Regions from separate parts of the Homo sapiens genome. Here region 1 is linked to region 2. A link is an interaction called in ENCODE POLR2A ChIA-PET data of the cell type or tissue named here. Cell type or tissue: CD4-positive, alpha-beta T cell. All regions are shown on one strand.

The links. ChIA-PET counts read pairs that join two places held together with the same protein. Peaks named below come from ENCODE experiments on the same cell type or tissue, not always from the same donor. Only the 100,000 strongest peaks of a DNase experiment are listed, where the experiment ranks them.
Region 1: POLR2A ChIA-PET joins it to region 2 with 7 read pairs; 10 of 35 experiments call an interaction of 5 or more read pairs at or near these places.

Annotation. Positions count from the first base shown.
Region 1 is chr12:124,905,046-124,909,045 of GRCh38, reverse strand. No RefSeq gene overlaps it. Among named protein-coding and RNA genes, the nearest start is that of UBC, 7.6 kb to the left of the region's middle. In CD4-positive, alpha-beta T cell, CTCF peaks have their summits at 1,901 and 2,104 (motif pointing right); a DNase peak (open chromatin) is centred at 2,105.
Region 2 is chr12:125,047,798-125,051,797 of GRCh38, reverse strand. It overlaps a transcript of BRI3BP not described here. Among named protein-coding and RNA genes, the nearest start is that of AACS, 16 kb to the left of the region's middle. RefSeq lists a silencer at 2,058-2,157. In CD4-positive, alpha-beta T cell, no CTCF peak of the experiment used is centred here; DNase peaks (open chromatin) are centred at 1,157 and 2,087; H3K4me3 peaks cover 1,297 bases.

The DNA of each region.
Region 1 (4,000 bases), 140 kb after region 2:
TGCCTCTGCCTCCCAAAGTGCTGGGATTACAGGCATGAGCAACCGCGCCCAGCTGGGATAACTACTTTTTACAGGTTGATATTCTTTTGGACTTTTCCCCTGTGTAAAAATATACTATATTTGTTATGTACATATTATGTACATACAGACACAAATTGGACCATTCTCAGTATAATGATTCTCAGGTTTTTTTTTTTTTTTTGAGGTGGGGAACTAGATAATTATGGACATCTTTCCATACTAGCATATCTAGATCTACCTCATTCTTTTTAATATTTTTGCTAGTATTCCATTGTATGAATGTCCTATGATTTACTTAACCTGTCCATCAATATTTGTTTCCAGGTTTTTGCTATTATAATGCTGCTGCAAAGTACATCCTCACACATCTTTATTTTGTCTATTCATATTTCTGTAAGATAGGTTACTAAAGTTGGAACTGCCAAATTAACACTATCATACTATTTTGTTTTTTAATTTTAATTTTTTAAAAAATGTAAAATGTGCAATTTCAAGAGGAGAAACTTGAACACAAGGAGCAAAATCTATTTTTATAACATCCTATTAAAAGCTTGCTTTACATAAAGATTTTGAAAGAATAGCATAAATACAAGATTTCTATTTTAATTGGATTCTTAGGGCTAATAAAATAATCAGCCTTAGCACTTATTTATTTATTTTTTTTGAGACGGAGTCTCGCTCTGTTGTCCATGCTGGAGTGCAGTGGCGTGATCTCGGCTCACTGCAAGCTCCACCTCCCGGGTTCACACCATTCTCCTGCCTCAGTCTCCCGAGTAGCTGGGACTCCAGGCGCCCGCTACAAAGCCCGTCTAATTTTTTTTGTATTTTTAGTAGAGACAGGGTTTCACTGTGTTAGCCAGGATGGTCTTGATCTCCTGACCTTGTGATCTGCCCGCCTCGGCCTCCCAAAGTGCTGGGATTATAGGCTTGAGCCACTGCGCCCGGCCAGCACTTATTTTTATAATTCTTCATGATTACTGTGTTACTGTCCCATGATATTTCTCAATTTTTAAATTTTTCAAAAAAATTAATCCTTAATGTGCATATTTTTGAATTGTTAATATAACTTTTTGAGGTGATGTCTTCATGTGTTTCAACTACTTAAAAACTTTTAAACAGTATATAATAAAAAATCTTCCAGGCCACTCACACCTGTAATCCCAGCACTTTGGGAGGCTGAGGTGGGCAGATCACCTGAGGGCAGGAGTTCGAGACCAGCCTGGCCAATATATATATATTCATATATTCATATATATATATATATTCATATATTCATATATATATATTCATATATTCATATATATATATATATATATATATAGCAAAACCTCATCTCTAATAAAATACAAAAATTAGCTGAGCGTGGTGATGCATGCCTGTAGTCCCAGCTACTCGGGAGGCTGAGGCAGGAGAATCTCTTGAACCTGGGAGGTGGAGGTTGCAGTGAGCTGAGATGGTGCCACTGCCCTCCAGCCTGAGTGACAGAGCGAGACTCGGTCTCCAAAAAAAAACAACAAAAAAATCTTCCATCCTTGTCTCCCATCCACCCCTTCCCCCCAGCATGTACTTGCAGACTTTATGCATATACAGTGAGTACTGTATATACACAAATAATAAAAAAATCATATATATAATATATGTAATTCCCCTTTACATGAAAGGTAGCACACTGGTCTGTACAGTCTGTCTGCACTGTGCTATTTCACTTTATATTTTTATAGTTTGACAGAGTTCTAACATTTCTTTTTTTTTTTTTTTAACAGAGTCTTGTTCCTGATTGTTAAATTTTAAAGCATCCCAAAGTTTGGTTTCACACTTGAATGAATACCATGTAAGGATTCACTTACATAGATGTGGTTGCCTGAATCTTAAGAATAAAATAACATTGTTTGTATTTATTTAAATTAGTGTTCCTTTTATGGTTTGCCTGAAAGCACAACAAAATCCTCACCAAGATATTACAATTATGACTCCCATACAGGTATACTGTTTAGAGATTGGCAAGCACCTTTTAATTAAAGGAGTCAGCCAGCTTAGTGTGCAGTATTTATTTCTGCCGGAAGAGGGAGCTTCAGGGACAGACTTTGGTTTAGTCATGAAGCCTGCAGCACTCCCAAGCGGTTGTGGTTGACCAAGCAATTTATGCTTTTACCTTTCTACTTCCAGAGGCTTGTTTACTTATCAGTAAGCATTAATTTAGTGTCCCCTCAGATGCCTTTTACTTTCTTCTTTTCTGCCTAGAATAAGCTGCTCTTCCAATTTTGCAGCTACATGTTTCCACCCCAGTTGGAATTTCTCCATAACATCCATTGTAGCTATCCTTCAATCTACAGCCTCTATTTCCTGTTATAGCTGGTCAGGTCTAATCCCTCAAAATACTCTGTCCCCTGCTTCCCTTATCTGCTGGCCACCTTTTTCCCCCACATACACACTGCCATGTCCCACCCTTCACTCAAGTTGTTCCCTGCCACCTCAACAAATTTAAGTCCATAAAATAGAGTAAGTGTTCCTGACTGTTAAATTTTAAAGCATCCCAAAGTCTGATTTCACACTCGAATGAATACTATGTACGGATTCATTTACATAGATGCGGTTGCATGAGTCTTAACAAAAAAATAACATTATTTGTATTTATTCAAAGTACTGTCAAGATATAATGTCAAGATCTAATTCAAAGGTTCCACAAAGCCTTCCTTGACTGCCCCCAACGAAGATTATCCATTTTCCCTGAAATCCCATTGACTTTTCTATTTTGTAAGGAGGCTCGTGAGACTCTGTCTAAAAACAAAACAAAACAAAAAGAAACAATCAAACGGCTTGCTTCTGTTCTTTGATCTGCTAGTAAGCAAAAATTACACATGGTGACAGGAGCTATGTGAGGCTGTCAGGTTGAATGGGAGGAGTTTGGGATCCTGCTTGTGGATGGTTGGAAGAGGCTTTCGGGAAAGACAGTATTTATGTGAGACCTGGAAGATGGGCCTTAGCTTTGCAGAAGGTGGAGAGGCAGGAAATAGCACGGGGGCCCTGGGGCTGGAAGACTTGGGCATATTTGAGGAACAGAAAGGAGACCAGCATAACTGAGGTGGGAAAAGCATGTGAAGAGATGGGGCTGGAGGAGGCCGGGAGTGGTGGCTCACGCCTGTAATCCCAGCACTTTGGGAGGCCAAGGCAGGCGGATCATGAGCTCAGGAGATTGAGACCATCCTGGCTAACACGGTGAAACCCCGTCTCTACTAAAAATACAAAAAAAAAAAAAAAAAAAATTAGCTGGGCGTGGTGGCGGGCGCCTGTAGTCCCAGCTACCTGGGAGGCTGAGGCAGGAGAATGGCGTGAACCTGGAAGGCGGAGCTTGCAGTGAGCCGAGATTGCACCACTGCACTCCAGCCTGGGAGACAGAGAGAGACTCCGTCTCAAAAAAACAAACAAACGAAACAAAACAAAACAAAAATTAGCCAGGCGTGGTGGTATGCACCTGTAATCCCAGCTACTCGGGAGGTTGAGGCAGGAGAAACGCTTGAACTCAGGAGGCGGAGGTTGCAGTGAGCCGAGACTGCGCCACTGCACTCCAGCCTGGGTGACAGAGGGAGACTCCATCTCAAAAAAAAAAATTTTTTTTTTTTTACAAACGGTGTCTCCCTCTGTCGCCCAGGCTGGAGTGCAGTGGTGTGATCACAGCTCACTGCAGCCTCAACCTCCCCAGCTGAAGCCATCCTCTTGCCTCAGCCTCCTAAGTAGCTGGGACTACAGGCGCGCACCTCCAGGCTTGGCTCTTATTCTTTTTATTGTTTTTGAAACTATAGAACCTATTTTTAAAAAATGTTTTGGTTGTTTTTATTGCTGCTTTTCCTTTTGGGGTTAGAACACAAGTTTTGATGGGAAACAGGTTAGAACACATTCATCTCTTCCCATAGCGATGGTCATAGAAAAACGGGGCATATTTATAAACTCTCAGTTGATCTTAAAATGTGCAAAAGCTGCC
Region 2 (4,000 bases):
ATGTCCGAAAAAATTCAGATGACTGTATTCTTATTCATTGAATCTAAATCAAGAAGATTAAGCCATAAAATGCCATTTTTGGTAAGTTGGTAAATCTGGAAAATTCTGCTAAATCACTGAATTGATTATTTGGCAAAATGACTTTCAATGAATTGATCTTTGATGAATCAGCCCACTTCTGCTGGGATCACCTGACCCCAACTCAGCCAGTCAACAACTATAGAATGTTCCTCCCCTCTCCACCCCCAGGCACTGTAAACATGATCTTGTTTTGCTTCTTTCAAGTGCAAGGCCAAATCATCCTTATTTGAAATTGATTATTACTTTCAATGAAATTAATACAATGAAATACAATGAAATTTCATGAAAGCAGGGACCTTTCGCCTTGTATTCACATGCGGCAGGCACGCAATAGATATTTGTTACATGAATGCATCTTATGCTACAGCTCACAGACATCTGCCACTGAGGACTCATAGCAAATACTTGGAAGACACAGCTACATTTCTGCTACTCTCTGTAGGACACCCTGTAATTCAACATCACCAACAACCAGGAGACATACCCTAAAACGGGGTTTAGAAAATACTGAAACTTATTAGCCTAATGCTAATAGTGAAACAAAGGATCTCCATCAACAGAGGCCTCATTTAATCCTAAAGAGACTCAGACCAGCCAGACAAGCCATCTGAAGCTTGCTATGCTCTGCTGTCTTGATTCTAACAGGGCAAGAAAAGATGACCAGATGAGGTGACACTCCATCCTCTGGCTTCTTTTTCCTCTTATGTAAGTGTGAAGTTCTCTCTTCAGTAGCCAGGCTTCTGGAGAAAAGGATCCTGAAAAATACAAAGTCCCTAGTGTATTAGCTGGCACATACGGTGAAGGGAGGGGATAGATGTTGTAATAAGATGCAAAGAAATCTTACTTGCGCGCACACACAAATGTCCCTTACCTTTTTTATACTATCTCTTATGCAGATGGTTAAAGACCTCGAGAAGGCTGCTCCTAGATTAGGAGCCTTACCCCACCCCATGTCATAGCACGTGGTTAAAATTCAGAGCACCCACATTCTCCACTCCATCACCCCATTGCACTTTCATCATCTGAAATGAAGCCCTTTATGTGCCTCCAAGAGCAAGCGCCATGACCGCCGGGCTCTGGTCCCCGTGGTTCCCTTGGGGGTTCCCCGACGCCTAGCACGAGGCAGGGCACAGAGCAGCAGCTCCTGAAACATTTCCAAAAAGACTGAAGGTATTAAGGCTGCAGAATTTGCAGGTCTCTTCTGTCTATACTGTAAGTCGATATTGTGCATTTCTTTTGGACATTTTGGGCACTTTAAGCCTTTCTTTTATTTTTATTAGCCTTTATTTGTTTTCATGATTCTTTTGGTGGCGTTCCTTTTTAATTTTTAAATTTATTGATTATTAATTTATTCTTTTTTTTTTTTTGAGACGGAGTCTCGCTCTGTTGCCCAACCTGGAGGGCAGTGGCGTGATCTCGGCTCACTGCAACCTCTGCCTCCCGGGTTTAAGCGATTTTCCTGCCTCAGCCTCTGGAGTAGCTGGGACTACAGGCGCCCGCCACCATGCCCAGCTAATTTTTGTATTTTAGTAGAGACGGGGTTTCGCCATGTTGGCCAGGATGGTCTCGATCTCGTGACCTCGTGATCCGCCCGGCTCAGCCTCCCAAAGTGCTGGGATTACAGGCGTGAGCCACCGCGCCCAGCCTATTAATTTATTCTTTAGTGTGTCACGCAAGAGTCTGAATTTGCAGGAGGGGTCCTTAGCAGTAGTGGAAGACTCCTGGCAAAGCTGCTCGGCTCCGCTCGGTTCTCCTCCATCTGCCAGCACACGCGTCCTCTCCGCCTCGCCCAAGTCAACCCCACGGGCCTCCTGCGCGTCCCCACCCCATCCCCTCCCAGTCCCCTCCCTTCCCGCGACCCCAACGCCCGGGCGGCGGAGGGATCCCGGACACACTCACGCGCCACACTCAGCCCGAGCGCTGATTGGCTGGCAGAGAGTTGGGCCACATCGGCCCAGGCCTCCGCGTCTGGAAGATCGGCCTGAGCGCCAACCAATCGCGACGCGTTCCGGTTCATAGGCCGCACCTCCCAGCCAATCCTGAAGAAGAACCAGAAAAGGGCGTGCCCAATCGGAGCTTAGCAATGGGGCGGAGTCACCCTTCGACCAAGGCCAGTGCCGGGCGCTGTCACCTTGATATCCTGACTGGCACCGGCGAGTCGGTCCTGCCCCACCCGCTCTGCTCCCCAACCCGAAACCACCGAGACTCCAGGGGGTCACGACCTCTAGCTTGACTTCTGCGCTGCCAAAGGAGGGTTGTGCCTGAAGTACCTGGGGGATGTTTATTCTTCCGTATGCGTATTCAAATACGCAGATGAGCCCCTAGGATGAGTGCGCTGGGGAATAGGAGGGAACCAAGCTAAGCCCAGTGGGAGAAAGTGGAACACGTTCGCAAGCTGAGTAAGTGATTAGTGCCCTGAGATAATAAAAGGACCACAGAATAGTGGCTGGTGCTGCTTTTGATAGATAGGATGGTCTGAGTTAAATCTGGGCTCTCTTGGCCCGGCGCGGTGGCCCACCTGAGGTCAGGAGTTCGAGACCAGCCTGGCGAACACGGTGAAATCCCGTCTTTACTGAAAATACAAAAAATTAGCCAGGCGTGGTGGCGGGCACCTGTAATCCCAGCCACTCGGGAGGCTGAGGCAGGAGGAGAATCGCTTGAACCCGGGAGGTGGATGTTGCAGTGAGCCGAGATCGCGCCATTGCACTCCAGCCTAGGCAACAAAAGCCGAAACTCCATCTCGAAAAATAAATAAGTAAATAAAAATAAATTTGGGCTCTCTTGCATATACCTTGTGGCCGGTGGCAGGGGCATTTCCCCACCATCACCTCTACTTGGCTATGGGGTGAGCAGAGGCAGGGAACCCCAGGCTGAATCCCCACAAACGCAGGCTCCTAGAACGGAGATATTTTTGTAGGGCAAGGACTAAATGCCATGTCTTCCTCCCTCTCCCTATTCCAATGGGTCCAAACCGAATTTCTTTTTTTTTTAATTATTATTTTTTACTATTATTATTATTATACTTTAAGTTTTAGGGTACATGTGCACAATGTGCAGGTTAGTTACATATGTGTACATGTGCCATGCTGGTGTGCTGCACCCATTAACTCATCATTTAGCATTAGGTATATCTCCTAATGCTATCCCTCCCCCCTGCCCCCACCCCACAACAGTCCCCAGAGTGTGATGTTCCCCTTCCTGTGTCCATGTGTTCTCATTGTTCAATTCCCATCTGAGTGAGAACATGCGGTGTTTGCAAACCGAATTTCTTATTACCCCTCCTAAACATAAAATGGATATGAGTAACTATCAGCTTGCCTCTTTAGGGCAGGGCCTGGATATGTCCGTTGTGATTTGCCTTTTACTTAGGTTGGGCCACCTTGGGGTGAGATCTGATGAGCTGAGGAACCTTAGGAACACACATGGTGACTAGTCAGATCTCATGACACCCATGAGCCAGGCAGGCATTTCGAGGCGGCATTGCATCTTGGAGAGTATACATCCCTTTACTACAGTGTGCCCCAACTCCCCTGGGATAAAACCACAGAAAAATGACCACTTTTCCTTGTAGGAATTTAGTCTTTCAATCTGTCCAGAGCATTTCTTCTCTAACCACCCAACCCAACTCAACTATCCACCCAAACTCAGAAGTTTAAAGAGAGGGCCAGACCACTTAAAATCTTTTTTTTTTTTTTTTTTTTAACTATAAGAAAAAAAGTAGGCCGGGCACAGTAGCTCACGCTTGTAATCCCAGCACTTTGGGAGGCCGAGGTGTGCAGTTCACCTGAGGTCAGGGGTTCAAGACCAGCCTGGCCAACATGGTGAAACCCCATCTCTACTAAAAATACAAAAATTAGCCAGATGTGGTGGCATGCGCCTGTAATCCCAGCTACTCGGGAGGCTGAGGCAGGAGAATCAC